Linked DNA regions of Mus musculus: region 2 is linked to region 1. Evidence: chromatin loops called from intact Hi-C (ENCODE). Cell type or tissue: left cerebral cortex. All regions are shown on one strand.

Evidence for each region. Hi-C counts contacts between places; a loop is a spot of excess contacts. Peaks named below come from ENCODE experiments on the same cell type or tissue, not always from the same donor. Only the 100,000 strongest peaks of a DNase experiment are listed, where the experiment ranks them.
Region 2: it touches region 1 in a loop (2.7-fold over the local background); 15 of 42 quality-filtered maps call a loop at or near these places.

Annotation. Positions count from the first base shown.
Region 1 is chr2:52,739,620-52,747,619 of GRCm38, forward strand. It overlaps Stam2 (signal transducing adaptor molecule (SH3 domain and ITAM motif) 2), which reads right to left and starts at 2,530. Exons shown (of 14, transcript NM_019667.2): 1 at 2,442-2,530. The coding sequence starts at 2,481. In left cerebral cortex, CTCF peaks have their summits at 2,074, 2,329, 3,352 (motif pointing left), 4,701 (motif pointing right) and 1 weaker place; DNase peaks (open chromatin) are centred at 2,586, 2,887, 3,283, 5,967 and 1 more place; H3K4me3 peaks cover 2,234 bases; H3K27ac peaks cover 1,379 bases.
Region 2 is chr2:53,185,342-53,193,341 of GRCm38, forward strand. Prpf40a (pre-mRNA processing factor 40A) reads right to left here and starts at 5,913. Exons shown (of 26, transcript NM_018785.3): 1 at 5,682-5,913; 2 at 4,628-4,759. The coding sequence starts at 5,891. Arl6ip6 (ADP-ribosylation factor-like 6 interacting protein 6) reads left to right here and starts at 6,743. Exons shown (of 4, transcript NM_022989.4): 1 at 6,743-7,181. The coding sequence starts at 6,782. In left cerebral cortex, a CTCF peak has its summit at 4,659; DNase peaks (open chromatin) are centred at 5,959 and 6,668; H3K4me3 peaks cover 2,977 bases; H3K27ac peaks cover 1,842 bases.

The DNA.
Region 1 (8,000 bases):
AAGACCTGGCTGCTTCCTACTGAAGCAATGCTGCCAGGGAAGGAAAGAACAATGGCGACCTTTACCTTGGGAACTGGCTACCTAACACTATTGTTTGTCTTGCCATCATAGATGATCGATAACTTTAGGCAAAGGGGTAGGACAGATACCATCTTCCATATCCCCCATATCTACCAAGCTGCATTAATCACATTTTAGGTCAACCATCTACTGGAGCACGTGTCCTTTCTTGGACTTGAGTGTCTTGTGAGCAAGCACTCAGTATACGTATTAATTTTTGTCTCTGTAGCACACACTACAATGCCTGATCTACAGTGATCACCCATGCATTTCTGTTGGATGAAGAGTGAACACTGCTAACACACATAAACCACAGAAATAAAGATAATGCTACCCAAAAAAGTGGGCATGGAATATTGCTGTAAAATGCTCAATCAGTTAATGGCTTGTTTGCATTATTAACTTTTTCACACTAAGAGTCCTTAAGGTCTAAAAAACACAACATATAATTTCCTGATACTTGTTTCAGAGCAATCTGAGCTCCTTAGAATTTCGTTCCTTTTTTTTTTTTTTAGTTGCATTCGTCCAAGTGGCCTCAACCAATTTCACAGCCCATGAAATAACCGACATAGGTTTTTTTGTTTGTTTGTTTATTTGTGCCTGAAGATCAGCACCTAAGAGAACTACACTAAGCTCTGATGCAAAGATTTCAGAACGTACTGAGGAGACAGTATAGAAAAATAAACTGGGCAGAGCAACTCATAATATTGCTACCAAAAAAGTTTTCAATTTGAAAACAGCAGGCTCCTAGGAAATTTTTTCCCTGAAGAAAGAGTTTATAGGTTTTAAGCTGGGCATGGTAGCACACACCTTTAACCCCAACACTTGAGAGGCAAAGGCAGGCAGATCTCTGAATTCAAGACCAGCCTGATCTACTCCTGAGTTCGAGGCCAGTCTGGTCTACAGTGTGGATTCCAGAACAGCCAGGGCAGAGAAACCCTGTCTCAAAAAACCAAATAAATAAATAAATTAATTAATTAATTAATTAATTAAATTAAAAAATTAAAAAGTTCATAGGTTTTGTATTTTAAATAATCTGTCATGGGCTGGAGAGATGGCTCAGTTAAGAACATTCCCTGCTCTTCCCAGCACCCACACGGTGGCTCACAGCTGTCTGTAACTCCAGTGACAGGTGATCTGACACTGTCTTCTGGCCTCCTCGGGCACAGCACACAAGTGACAAATATAACATGTAGGCAAAACACCCACGCACACAAATAACAAACTAATAAAGAAAAAAAAAATAAAATAACCTCTTCTACTTGGCTTTTTCCACACATATTTCATTAGAGCAAAATCAAAGCGTTTAGAGTCACACTAAGAAGCACGGGTCTCAAAGAGGGTGGAGGCCCACCCAGACTTGGCATCCCGCAGTTCTCAATATTAAGACTGAGGTTTTAAGAAACTGAAGCCAGCCTAGACTATATAAAGACTCCACTCTGTCTCAAAACTCAATTAATTCAATAACAATTAAAAAGTGTAATGTGTCACATAGGTATTGTTACAAAAGAACAATTAATTATTCCTTAAACAGTGACTAAGCCTCACATGCTTCCTATATAATTAGTCACTCACATGATTTGAACGTGATTTTGAGAATTATAACAAGATGAAGCACTTTCTAGTCTTTTCTTAAATGAACAAAAATTTTAACTGAACAAACTGGTAGTAAAATGTGTAGCATTTTTGTTTGACTGGAAATTTCTAAATCCGAAAAGCTCGCTAGGAGCGTGTTAACTACTGCTACAAAAATAATGCTAGCCTGTGCTTTTACTGTTAATATTATGCTTAAGTTGTACCCATCCATCTTTTTTCTCATTTTGAAAGTCATGCGCTACCAGAGTAAAGTTTTGACTCCAACAAATATCGGTTGTTCTGGGCTATTTAAAGATTCTGGGAGTTTTCCTTCTCATCCTCCGCGCCTGGCTCTCGCAGCACCTTCAAAACAGTCAATAAATACGAAAACTGCAACCACCAGGGCTTAGATGTGTGCTTACGGGAGCGATGCGAATTAAACCTGGTAAGTCTTAGGTCTCTAGTTCAAGACTGCCCTCGGCAGCAAAAAGGGTGTCCAGTACTGCACTTTTTTTTTCCCAAAGGGACGGGTGTTAACGAGCTCGGGAGAAAGCAGGAAGTTTGTATCAGCAACTTAAGCCTCGTACGAACAAGGCTTTTCCCCCACTCCTGCTCTGGGTGACTGGAACAACCCTTCTCGGTATCCCAATCTCGGACAGGCAGGAGTCGGGCGAGCCAGAGACGCACCGAGGCTGCCCCCCGCCGTCGAGAGCGGCGCCGCCCCTTCGCTCTCCGCCGGGGTTTCCAGGCACCCAGGCCGCCGCCCACTTTCGCCTTGCACACAGCGCGCCGGGCACCGCACTCACCCACATCTTGCTCGAACGGGTTGGCAGTGAACAGAGGCATCACGCCGGCAACCCGAGCTGAATCCCGACGCTCTGGCGGGACTCCGACTGCCCCAGCTGGGCGACCCGCCGCGGCTTCCTAGACGGCTTGGCCCAGCGGTGCCTTCACTTCCGCCGCCGTGCCTGCCCTGCGCGCGCCTGCCTGTCCGGCGCCCGGCCGCCGCGGCTCCAGCCCCACCGGTGGGGCCGCACGACGCTTGGCTGAGCTCTAACACCCTGTAGTGGCCTCTCTGCTGTCCCAAAGACGTGGCAGCCCCCGATCCGACGCCTGATCAGACACGGCAGCCGCCACAGTCACCTTTCCGCAGTGAGGACCCGAGAGAGCCACGGGGCCCAGGGGAGGGGCTTCAGGGCCGGAAGTTGTGGTAGCTGGAGATGCCAGAGGCCGCCGAGCTTGCAGATCCTGAGTGGCGAGGCGGGGTGCGTGGCTCGGGAATGTCGTTTCCTTCGCCCCAGGTTGTGACAGCAGCTCTTCTCGAACCCGAGTACTTCCTGGGTACCAGGTCAGGTCTTGCTACTCGGACCCCGCGCCCGCATCGCGTCTGGTTGCTATGGAAACAGCTGTCGCCTTATGAGAGGCGCTGAGAATTGCCGCCTGGGTTGTAGATGCTCATGGGATCCCGCGGTTAACCAAGCCGAAATAGTCACCCTGGAAAGCGGCTGTGGAGAGACTCTTTGCTTCTCATTTCTCCTGCATGAAAACAGAGCTTGGACCATGGAATATAAAGACGAGTGAAGGGACTGGAGAGGTGGCTCAGCAATTAAGAGCGCTTGCTGCTGAGGTTTTCGTACCTTCGCGGAGGCAGGGGTTACAGCAGTCTGTAATGCCTAGTTCCTGGGAACCCGACACCCTCTTCTGGCTTCCGTAGGCATCTACACTCACCGTCCTATACCCACATGCAGACACGTAAAATTAAAAATCTAATGCCTGGCGTTGTGGCCCACGCCATTAATCCCAGCACGTGGTAGGCAGAGGTAGGCGGATCGCTGAGTCATGTTCAAAGATGAGTGAAGTGCACTCAAGCATTATAGTGCAAAAACATTTATAATGACTTAGTTATGTATAAGAGTCATAAATCCGGGTTCCCACCAGATCCAGCCAGGCATTTAAATAAGTATAAGTGTGCAAACACTCTTCCTGCAATACGTTGCCCTGTACGTCTTCACCCTGCTTCGTATCTGTTCATATCATTTATCACTCTCTATAGTACAGATAATTGTAGTATCCTTATTCATTAGACTATAAATTCCATGAGTTTTGTTCACAGTGTGAACGCAGGATCTAAAAAACAGTATCTGGTAAGAAAGTGCACGGTAAGTACTTTTAGAATGTGGCCATGGCTTTTGAATGGAAAAGCACACATCTAAAGCTGGCACCTTGAGCCGACGAAATCACTTGGCTGTAAAAGCCCTTCTAGCCCAAGCCTGAAGAGTGATGTTCAGCACCCAGAAGCCAAGGCAGAAGGAACCAACTCCAGAAAGGTGTCTTCTCCCCGCCACACACACACCCTTCGGCAGTATCCCGAGCACGGACCCTCCAACTCACACATATCATAAACACACATAATTTAAAAGATCTTTATAACCAGGCATGGTGGTACAGGCGGGTGGATCTATATAGTTATCCACCTATATAGATTACAGGTCAGACAGGGCTGTATAGTGAGACCCGGTCTCAAGTAATTAAGTATTTTTAAACTAAAGCTGGCAGCTCTAGTCAGTTTCAGCCATTTATTGAAGCACGAGCCCTTCCTTCTAGGACTTGAAGTTTTTCAACAATTTTTTTTTAATTTTGAGAATCATTTCAGTGTTTATTTATTTATGGACTCTTCTTTCAGTTTTGAGATAGGATCTTCTGTACCCTACATATCGACATATTAAAGAAGCAGACGTTATTTTCCAACCTCTAGTGTAAGGAGATGATAATAGATTCTTCCTGTGTGAAATCATCTGAATTGAATACATTATCTACTATAAAGTTAGGTTTACAAGTGAGATGGAAACATTTGCAGGTTAATGGACTAGTTTTTTTTTTTTTTAAGCATCTTAATCTAGAGTGTTCAGAATATGTCTGGACACTTTCTAGGATTAATCCCCAGTGTTAGAATGGAAATAAGTTACCTAGAAATTTGGCAGAACCTGTTAATTTTTTTCCCTCTACTTTTTTTTTTTTAACTTTATTTAATGTATTGTTGCTCTGCTGCATATACATCCTCCTGCCAGAAGAGGGCATCAGATCCCCCTATAGATGGTTGTGAGCCACCATGTGGTTGCTGGGAACTGAACTCATGACCTCTGGAAGAGCAGCCAGTGCTCTTACCCACTGAGCCATCCCACCAGCCCAAACCTGTTAATTTTTTAATTCTAGCATATAAGACACATGGCACCCATTTAGGGATATTTTGGAATATAATCTGATATCAATCCACATGTGAATAAGGAGTCCCAAACAGTTAGGTTGCTAGCAAAGACCACATGAGATAACTTAAAAGTACTTGTATTAAAAGCAAAGAATTGAGGGATAGCCTTTGAAAATATCATTTTAGAGGATCCTTGCTCCTGCTGTTTTATGGTGAGCATGCTCAAGTATCTTTATTTACCTGCTAGCATACATACCTAGTCAGTCAGTGAGTTCACTTAATTAAGAACAGTTTCGGTAGTGATCAGGAGCAAACCCTGTGTTAGCCACAAGAGGATAGTTGAGTTTTGTTACTTCACGTATAGAAGGAATTGAGCACTTAAAAGATATGTCTGAAATAACCTGCAAATTCAGATGTGCAAAGTAATTTGACTTGTTCATTTTTATTTTTTTAAGATTTATTTATTTATTTAATGTATGTGAGTACACTGTCACTGTCTTCTGACACACCAGAAGAGGGCATCAGATCCCATTACAGATGGTAGTGAACCACCATGTGGTTGCTGGGAATTGAACTCTAGAATAGCAGTCAGTGCTGTTAACCGCTGAGCCATCTCTCCAGCCCCCTTGTTCATTTTTCTTAATGCAGTATCTTTCGTACTTATCTCCATGGTGACAGGAAATACAATCAATTTCAGATAAATCCTGTTTCAGTGTTTTTCTCTGTTACTTGGGTTTACAATCAGCAAGTTCGATACCTTTACCTTAGGCCACGTACTCATGTATGCACCAAGATCCATCTTCAGGTATGTTCTCACTCTCCCGGCACATGCTTTTTGAGTTACCCTTATTATTCCACAATAGGGACAGTGTTTTCCAGACACACCATGACAAAGTTGAGTCTACTTGTTGGTGAAGAAACACCAAAGGCAGTGTGCTAAATCTTGAAAGAGGTAGAAGCATATTGCCGTTGTCTTCTAGCTAGGTGAAATAGGTCGGTCACTTGCATTCACAACATCAAGGAAATCTGTCAGCTCAAAGACCTAAATAAAGCTTATCCATCCAGAGAGCTCCTTCTGCATTCTGCAGTCTCATTCCTCCCACATCAGGAACTGAGCTAAATGAGTTTCATCTTATTAAATGTAAGTACCCACATAGAATTAGTGACTGGTATAGTAACTTGGCAGACACACACAGGAGGAGCTGCAGTGGGCAACTGAGCTTCCTGGAGACTGCACACCGTATTCTATGCTGCGGTGGGTGAATCCTGGAAAGGCATGGCCCTGGGAGCTTAGTCAGAGGATTGCTGTTGATATGCCTTTTCATATTTGTCAGTGCTGTATTCATTATTTTTCTGATAAGATGTGATGGGACAAAGGAAGTCCCTTTCTGCCTATAGTCTGTTATAATTGATTCCTGGGCATTAGCCCACCCTATTGGGCAAACTTCCTGCAGATTAACATGAAGATGATGAACTTTAGTGAAATGATGCTGTTTAGATGAATTAATGGTTTTATAGAATTCCTAATTCGATTGAAATAATTATAAGAAGTTAAGACAGTTAATAGAAAGTTTAAATTTAGTATCAAAAGTAGAGTGTACCTCCCCCTTGTAGAAGAGTAAAGTTTGCATGAGAAGGACTACAGTGAGCTACCATACATTATAAGTGCATATATTACACTAGGAAGAAAAATAGGCTTGGAACAAATTAATGATCAAAGAAAACATACATTCAAGGTCAGGTCCAAGGATAAGGCCAGAGGTGTGCACCATGATAAAGGAAGGCCATGATAAAGGTGGGCAATTCTATTGAAAAAAAAAAAACAAACTATTGCTTTGAATGTAGGCTTAGATCTTTCAAACTCTACCTTTAATAAGGGTTCTTAAATGCTTTAACCCTCCTTCTAGCCCACCACCCACCAGAGGTATTGGAAAGGGAAGGTTAACAGAGCAAAGGAGGATGTGGACTTGTTTAGAAATGGTTCTCTGGAGCAAATCCAATCTGCATTGCCAGGATATCAGCAGTTCAGTTCACTTGAACCAGCAGAAGCAGCTCGATCCACTTACAAACACCATTCATGAATCAGCAACAGCAGGTCGAAACACAAGAAATAGCGAGGCTCCTCCAATTGGCTACAGAGTCTACGGAAATGGAAACAGCAAGAAGTTGCAAGAAGCTGCCTGAACACCACCAGAATTTTTTGATGTGTTTCTCTCTATAAAGTGACAGATGAAAGATGACCAGCAAAGAAGAGTAAGGCATACCAATACCACACAGCATCATCCACTCTTGGTTGGGTTATACTTATACCCTTTCCAAATATCACATTCTCTCAAGCATCTGCTCTAGCAAAACATCACATGTCCTTTTTCCAGGCTGCTCCCAGAAAAACACCAGCAAAGCATCCTCCCACATGTCTGCCTCAATAAAAACAGCCTCTCATAAGACAATTTCCAGAAAAAAAAAACGACATAACACAACTGAGTCTCCAAAGAAACCAGAAATTTCCACTTCATATACTGCTGGGGGCCAGCCTAGCGATTGTTCTTGTTTGGTTCTTTGCAGTGGAGGGGGAAGAGCATCAGTGGAGGGTAAGACTTGGTTTTATGAGATATTTAGGGTTGCAGTATAATAATAAAATGTTTACCTATCTAAGTCTAAGTTACTGGAGCTGACCTGCCTGAATCCCTCTGGGGCCAGAAACTGCAGTTTCTGGCAATTAGCACCTCATCCTAAAATAGCCAGGAGATTAAGTAAACAATTAATTGCTGTAACCTTTTCCCTTTTGCCCAAATACCTCTTGCTTGTCAGGTTAGTGGGAAGTTTGGGGCAGTAAACTTCTATTGAATCAGGAAAAGAGAATGGCAGTTGCAGAAGGAAAAACTTTTACACAAGCAAATATGGATTAAACTCACATAAATTTATATTCAGATTCATGCATAGACATTCTTAAATCTCCATTCGAACCAGTTGGGCCCAGCTTTCATGCTGTCTCATAATTACACACACAACCATACTTACATATGTATATGGAGCATAAGACCAAGCACCAGTTCAGAAATTACTCATTCTGGATGAAAATGAGCTCCAAGCTTTATCGCATAGAGAGAGAAAAAGCTTCTACCCTTTTATTGCTAAATGAATGAAACCCAAGTCTCTA
Region 2 (8,000 bases), 450 kb after region 1:
CTTTTCTTCCTTCCTTCCTTTCTCCCTCCCTCTCTCTCTTTTTTTTTTCCCGAGACAGGGTTTTTCTGTGTAGCCCTGGCTGTCCTGGAACTCACTCTGTAAACCAGGCTGGCCTTGAACTCAGAAATCTGCCTGCCTCTGCCTCCCAGGTGCTGGGATTAAAGGTGTGTACCACCACTGCCTGGCTTAGATTTCTTAACCAAAACAAAACAAGACCCCAAAAAACCTCATTTATTTCATTTTATCTATTTTTGCTAAATGAGAAAACCATACGATTCCCATACTAAAAGCAGGGACAATGTAAAGTCACAAGTAACCTCTAGACACACATGTATCAGTTACTTTCTAGTGTCCATTGTAGGAAATAGTATCTACTTACTCATTTCATTCATTCAACAAGTATTACTGAGCACCCAGAATGCACCAAGAACTGTGCTCAGCACTGACAATTCTTAACAAGAACAATTCAGTTCTTGCTAAGACCTTATAATCTATTACTTGTTAGGAAAATAGCAAATCAGAAAACATTAAGGGAAAAATAAAAGAGGAAAATGTCACTAAGTGCCAAAATAAAACAGTAAAAATTCCAAACATATCAATGTGTTAAATAATTTAGAAAGGAGGTAAAGAGTGTTCAAACTGTTCGAGAAAATAATTTAAGCAAGCAAAGATGTCACGGTGATAGCGATCTTGAAAGCAAGAAGGCAAGGACAGCAGAGAAGCTTAAAGTCAAGAGCTAATATAACCATTTAAGGCACCATGAAAAGATTAGTACGAACTTGTATTAGGGAGTATAAAAACATGCATCATTGAATGTTGCTTTGATGTGTATTACAGAAGATCTTTCAAACTTAAAGCTGTGGAATTTAGACACTAGGTCACAGATATACAATACTGGGAATTCTTAAGCAAAGAAATACAATTTACTTTCTATTTTTTGATAGGTGATAGAATTAGCCTTGAAGCAAGAAAACCAGATCAAAAACAGTTTGAGTCTCCAAGGCACGGGATAGGACAACCTGGGTGCTACAGATTTGTGAGTTTGTCTTCTCAGTAATAAAGTTAAGAAAGCCAAATTCATTTCTAAGATGTAACTACTCACTAATGTAATATCAAAAAAAATTACCCCCAAAACAGGAAATTACTTAGGAAGATTTTGACTTCCAAATCAATCCATGAAAGTTTGATAAAGTCAGAAAATTGAACCATGAAGTGTTAATTAACTCTGGAAAGGAGCTCAAGACCTCATCTCATTCTTTCTATAAATCAGAGGAGAGTTACAATCAAGAACAGAGCCAGCTAGGGGCACTCTGTTGGGCAAAAGCAAAGCCAGCTGATTAAAAGTACAAAAAATTTTATGTTCTTGGTGATTTAAAAGCACATACAAAAAGAAAAGGAAAATGGAAAAGAAAATACTTTAAAGACAAAACATGTTTTATTCTGAATGGATATGGAGAAAGACAGCTTTATACACAATCATATTTTAACAGAAATTTCTACTGGAATGTTTTGAATATTGTTACTATGCAAAAAAATTTTTTCAGTAAATATTTAAGAATAAAAAAAGACCCCTCCAAAAACAGTTCCTTCTCTCACATACTATTTAAAGCTCATTTATCTGATTTATTTGTACGGTCCTTTTCAGTAGTATATTCTTTTAATTGTGTAACTGACAAGCATAATTTTCCCCAAAGATATGTGCATCAGGAGGCAATAATTTAACCTATATGATAGGTAATTGAGATAAGCCTGAAAGCAATTATGGTTAAGTTATGCTTGTTATTTCTAGGTATTTGCTAATCGATTCAGCCTGAACTGGAGAAAATGGCACTCTAGTTTATCTTATACATTAAGGGTAGAAAATCGCGAACATATCACTTCTTGAAGTAACTGGCTGCATTTTAACTTTGCAAACCCTTTTTTAACCCTAGATCATTACTGTCTAGTTTGCATACTGTTTTATAAAGAAGCTATACAATGTCTTGTCATATTCAGTAACATTTCAAAGACCACAATAATCTAGCATTTTCTTTATCTTTGGCTGGTCTAAGCCAAGTAACTTAAATGTGGGCAGTGCAGCAGATAACAGGAGGCTGAGCTGTTCCAGGATCCTGGTACATACCAAAATTCACACCTTTTTTTCCCTTGCATTAAAAAAAAAAGCCATAATATGTGCATATATGGACATCTTGTATAATTTAAATCATCTCTGGATGCTACCTAACACAATGTACATGCTATCTCTATAAGTAACTATATAGTTGTTTCACGTGTTAAATGTGACTATGACAAGGCAAAAAGTCTGCTTGTGGTCTGGAAATTGTAATTTATTTTTCATGTACTATAAGCCCATGTTAGATGAAATAATGGCCACAGAATTCTGCAGTTATAAAAGATCAACTATTTTTGAAGATTATAAAGCCCTTAGTCCCGAAAATCTAAAAGTTTTTAACAAACTTTAAAAAAGATGGATGGCAAAACTATACAGGTACCCTGCTTCTTCTCAATTATCTTCTCATTATAATTACTATTAATAATCCAGAGCATATGCAAAGAGAAGAAATGATGCAGGAAAACAATCAGTTCATCATTAAGAAAAGGTACACAGAGCTTTGAGAAAGAATCCTGGAGCCCTTAAGGATTCAGCTTAGCTTTACCATAAGCTAGGACCCATACTCTTAGGTAGGAAGTGGGCACTAGATAATGACCTAATTTTGAGAAAATAACAGCAATTTTCTTGAGACTTTCAGATCTGGTCTCCCAAAGTATTCATTATCCTCACAGAGGAAGAATGCTAAACATTTAAACAGTCAGGTGCACAGAACATATTAGACTAAAAAAAAAATTAATAATAGTAGAAAACCATGAAGCAAAAGTCAAAATATCTGAAGTGTGTAAGTATAAAGTAAACTAATTAGGAATATGGTCACTGGCACAGCTAAAGAGAAGGGGCCACAAAACAAACTGTGACCAGTGTATGCCAATTACTTAAAAAAATAAAGTAAAATCTGCACTGTACTAAAAATGAGTAGCTGGCATCTCAGGACTGCTAGTGCAACAGCACCGGGACAGCAAGGGTAAGCAGGCCAACCCCTTGCAAACTTACCTTGCCTGGCCCAATGGACACAGAAGGCCCCAGAAAAGAGAGAAGCGTCTGGCAGTAGCAAATTGTTTTATTTTATCTTTCTGTGGAAAGAAACTAATTTTAAATAAGAACCAGAGCATTAGAGAATAAATATTTTTTAAAGCTCATTATCTAGTTAGAGCAGCTCTACCAAGAAAACAAGAAGGGTTTTGTGCTGCTTAGAGATGGAAAGATACAGAAAAAGAATCAAGAGTTGTCTCTGCATATCCTAGGGAGTTTTAAAGTATTATTATTCGAGAGTAACAGAGCAAAAGAATCTTTTCTATAAGGAACTCCTGCAGGCAGAATCTTTTCAGTTTGGTGCCTTTGAATACAATTTTCTTATCCAAAATTAAGGGCTATATTCCAAATATAAAAGAAAACCACTTAACACTGAGCCATTCTACTCTTTAAAATAAAAAAAGCAAACAAACAAAAAAACACAAGTTCCTGTTTCCCCCTGTAATTTCACCAGTAACTTTAGCCTTCATTGCTCAAACCATCGTCAAACTCAATAGTACTCATTAGCAAAAGAAAATATACAACTGGCTTTCTAAAATATTCTGCTAATCAAAAATTTCATGACTTATCAAGATATTCAACTGGAATAACCCAGCCCACCTAAGAATCAGTGTATTATATAGAACCTAGCATAGGACAGAACTGTTGATGCACCTCAAGCTCTTGTCTTTCTTGACCACTTCTCTAGAAATTCTACCCGTGTTCCTGAGTCATCTTAAAACCTTTTAATCCAATCACTCCTACGAAAAAACGTCCATTTACGATTTGTGCTAGAGATTCAAGGGGCAACGCACAAGTAGGAGTATAGAAGCAATTATCATTCAAAAATTAAGTAGAAAATGAGCTACCTATTTGGCACTGTCCAGGAAAGAATTAGTAATAGAGCAGAAAATCCCTCCGCACCCCAAACAAGAGGAAGATACTCCAAGAATAAAATTCATTCTACATGAAAACCCCAAGTAACTACTATTTTTCTGATGCTAGGCTTTACACATTCACCACGATTATCTTCTGATATATATTTACTCCTAGACCATTAATAATTATAATGCCTGAAATAAAGTCACTAAGTTAAATAGATTAGATGTATACTCTCACTTTAAATTATTTGCTTGGTTTTCCAGATAGGGTTTCTCTGTCTTGGAACTCAGTCTATAGATCCAGGCTGGCCTTGAACTCAGAGATCTAACTGCCACTGCCTCCCAAGTGCTGGGATCAAAGGCGTGCGCCACCACAGCCGGCTTATTTTTTTTAAAGCTTAATTTTGTTGAGGAAGTCAGTTAATTTTTTCTCATACAGTCTTACTACATTCAAAATTTGGTTACAGACATGAGCAATGTAATGTTTTGTCTTGTTTGAAGACATTACGTGGATATAAACTAACCTTTAAAGGGCTGCAAGTACACCACTGACTTACATCTTAAATACATCTCGACACACTCAAACAAAACTAAGCAAGCCAAAGGGAAAGCGTCTTCTTACTTGTCCCATTGGAGGCCCTCCCATAGGGGGCATCATCTGTGGCATCATTCCATGAGGTACAGGAGGCATGTTTGCTCTCTGACCCATAGGGTGCATGCCCATTGGTGCATAATGCATGCCAGGATGCCCCATCTGAAAAATAATAAAAAGGGAGAGTGAGAGACAGTTAAATGCTTCTTTAAAATGTCATTTCAAAAACAACAACTAAAACCCATCAATTAAGGCACAATATTAAATCACTGTGATTAAATTACAGTATTAGCATATACTGAAGTTAATCTTAATTACACTACAGTGATTATTAGATGGGGCCTGAAAATTTACAAAATAATGGAAAAGTTAAACCCATTAGCGGATTACAACCCCTCTCCAATGACTTAACAAACTGTTAAATGACTGGTCAGACTTGGTGACTATGTATTGAATTCCAACTTAAAAAATTATTACGATGAACACAACTTCCGTCACCTTTATACACATAACCAGCTTATACTACTTAAAATTACATTCATATGGACAAGACCTAAAACAGAGTGCGGGTACCCAAGAGTACTTCACAAATGTTTTAATAGAGTTAAACTGTCCCAGACACTAACAAATTCATGCCGTTTTAGGGAGCTTAAAATATAATACTTCCATTGTTCCTGGCTTGAAACTAAGTATCCGCAGCCAATTCTCCCAACCGAATCCCCCAAGCCCTGCAAATCACCACCACTCCCGGAGAAATAAGACCGCAGCAGCCGCTCCTTAAGTCCCACAGACTTAAGTGTCCCTACTGTAAGTCAAGCCTGGGGCTCTCAGATGCACAGTCCGCCCGGGGCCCAGCACCTTCCTTCTTCCTAAGGCATCTATCTACCTAGGCCAAGACCACTGGCAAGTCCAAGGTCCCACCTATTTCTTTGTGTGTTCCCGCCCTCCATCTCTCCCCCTTGGGACGTAGCCCACCATCTGCAGCTCTCTTCCTGATATGCTCTTCTCCGTTTGGAGAGAGCTTCCTGTTTCTCTGACTCGGTTTTTCATTGTGCCGCTTTCCCCTACCCCGCCGATCCCTTACCGAGGGCCGTCTCCTCAGGAAGCCGTCAGCAGAGACCCAAGAACTGGAGCACAGGTTTGAGCCGGACAATCTCCGCTCCCCGTCCCCGGGACCCCGCGAGGGAGGTTGGCTCTCCATTTCACTCACCATGAGGCCTCCACGCTCGGCTCCAGTCCCCGGCCTCATCGTCGGGCTCAGACTGCTCCGTCGGCGGCCACTGCCGCTGCACATACCAACAAGAAGCGATCTGAGTGGCTGGCGCCCGCCGGGGCCAAAGGGTAAAGGCTGCCCTGAGCTGCGGGGCGGGATCAGCGGGGCCAATAAACTGACAGGCTTCCCTACTGTCCAATCAGAGCGCGAGACCGACAGGCAGCTCTGCGGCGATTCGCCCCCTGCCTCGCTCGGCGTCGCCTGCATGGAGGGGGGGGGAGGGGGGACGGAGGAAGTTTCTGCGTCGAGTGCTCTGCCGGGGAAACTCTACCAACTTCCCCCAGGAAAGGGGACACGGCGGGGACCCAGATTCCCGGGTTCGGGCCACCGCACCCCGTCGGGGGGTGGGGCAGTGGCGTCCAGCCCCTCGCCCTAGTTACGTTCGCCCCACAAACCTGAGGCCACCAGGGGTGGGGTGGGGGTGGGGCGGGGGAAGCGGCACCCGGCGTTAGCGGCCTAGTGCGCGCGCGCGCGGTTGCCCTGGGGAGGGGGTCGTGCCTTTGGGGGTGGGGGGGAGAAACTCGAGAGCTGCGCGCGCGCCCGGCATAGTGAAGGGCGGAGGCGCGAACTGTATCTGGCGGGGAGCGGTAAAGACAGAGATCTCTCGCCCGAGGGAGGAAGCGACTGGCGGTTAGGAAGGCGCGGAACTGCGGTCATGGGGCTCGAGAGGTGCGTGCCCACAGGACCCGAAAGGGTGGAATAAATGAGAGTGTTGTCGCGGCGGGCCATGGGCGCGCGCTCCCACGGCGCCTCCGGAAGCGGAGTCCCCGGGTAACCCGCTCTTGCACTCCCCTACGGTTCTGCGCGCGGTGGTTGGGTCCGCCGACGGCCGTCTCTGATTGGCTGTAGCCGGGGCGGGGCGTGGCGGTGGTGGACAGCCGACCTTCGCGGGACTCTCAGTCTTTCCCGCCATGTCGTTCGTGGAGAGTTGGAGGTTTGCGGGCGCGCGGAGGCGCCGTCAGGTTACCCCAGGCCCTGCGACTCGGCCCGGGTATTCCGACTACACTCAGGGGGACAGCTGGGGTGAGGGCGAAGGCGACGAAGACGAGGGATGCGACCAAGTGGCCCGCGACTTGCGGGCAGAGTTCTCAGCCAGGGCGTCGTCGGAGACCAAGAGGGCCCCGCTACTCCCCCGGGTCGGGGACGGGTCTCCGGTCCTGCCGGATAAGCGCAACGGCATCTTCCCGGCCACTGCGGCCAAGCGAACCCAGGCTCGGCGGTGGCCCATCCAAGCCCTTTCCATTCTCTGTTCGCTGCTGTTCGCCGTCCTCCTTGCTTTCCTTCTCGCCATCGCCTACATGATCGTTAAAGGTATTGAAGCCCAGGCCTTGAAAGGCTGTCCAGCGTAAAGTGCAGCCAGTACATCACACGCCCCCATTCACACTCTCCTCCCAAAGCGTTCCCTCGAGACTGCTATCGTCCCTTTTGTCTTCTCTCCCTAGATGGACGTCCTTGCTCCGTCATGAGACCCATTTAGAAAAGATCTTTGGCTAAATCTACAGTCTTTAATGCCGTAAAGGCATTGAACACTTTGAGTTGAAACAGCAGAGCCCCTTACTTTTAAAAGGATCAAAAAAGTACGTGTAAGAAAGTACTGCTGTACGTCCTAAGGCTGATGTTAAGAGACATGCTGGGTTTGCACTGTTCTCTGAACCTAGGACAAGGATCCCCACCCCCACCCCATCCCAAGTTTCTACTTTTCTCTCTCTCTCTCTCTTTCTTTCTTTTTTTCTTTTTTGAGACAGGGTTTCTCTGTATAGACCTGGCTGTCCTGGAACTCACTTTGTAGACCAAACTGGCTGGCTTTCTTTCTTTCTTTTTTTTTTTTAATATTCTTTTTTAAAAATTTTTATTAGATATTTTCTTCATTTACATTTTAAATGCTATCCTGAAAGCCCCCTATACTCCCCCCCCCCCCGCCCTCTCGCCCTGCCCCCCTACCCACCCACTCCCACTACTTGGCCCTGGCATTCCCCTGTACTGGGGTATATAAAGTTTACAAGACTAAGGGGCCTCTCTTGCCAATGATGGCCGACTAGGCCATCTTTTGATACATATGCAGCTAGAGTCAAGAACTCCGGGGTGCTGGTTAGTTCATATTGCTGTTCCACCTATAGGGTTGCAGTTCCC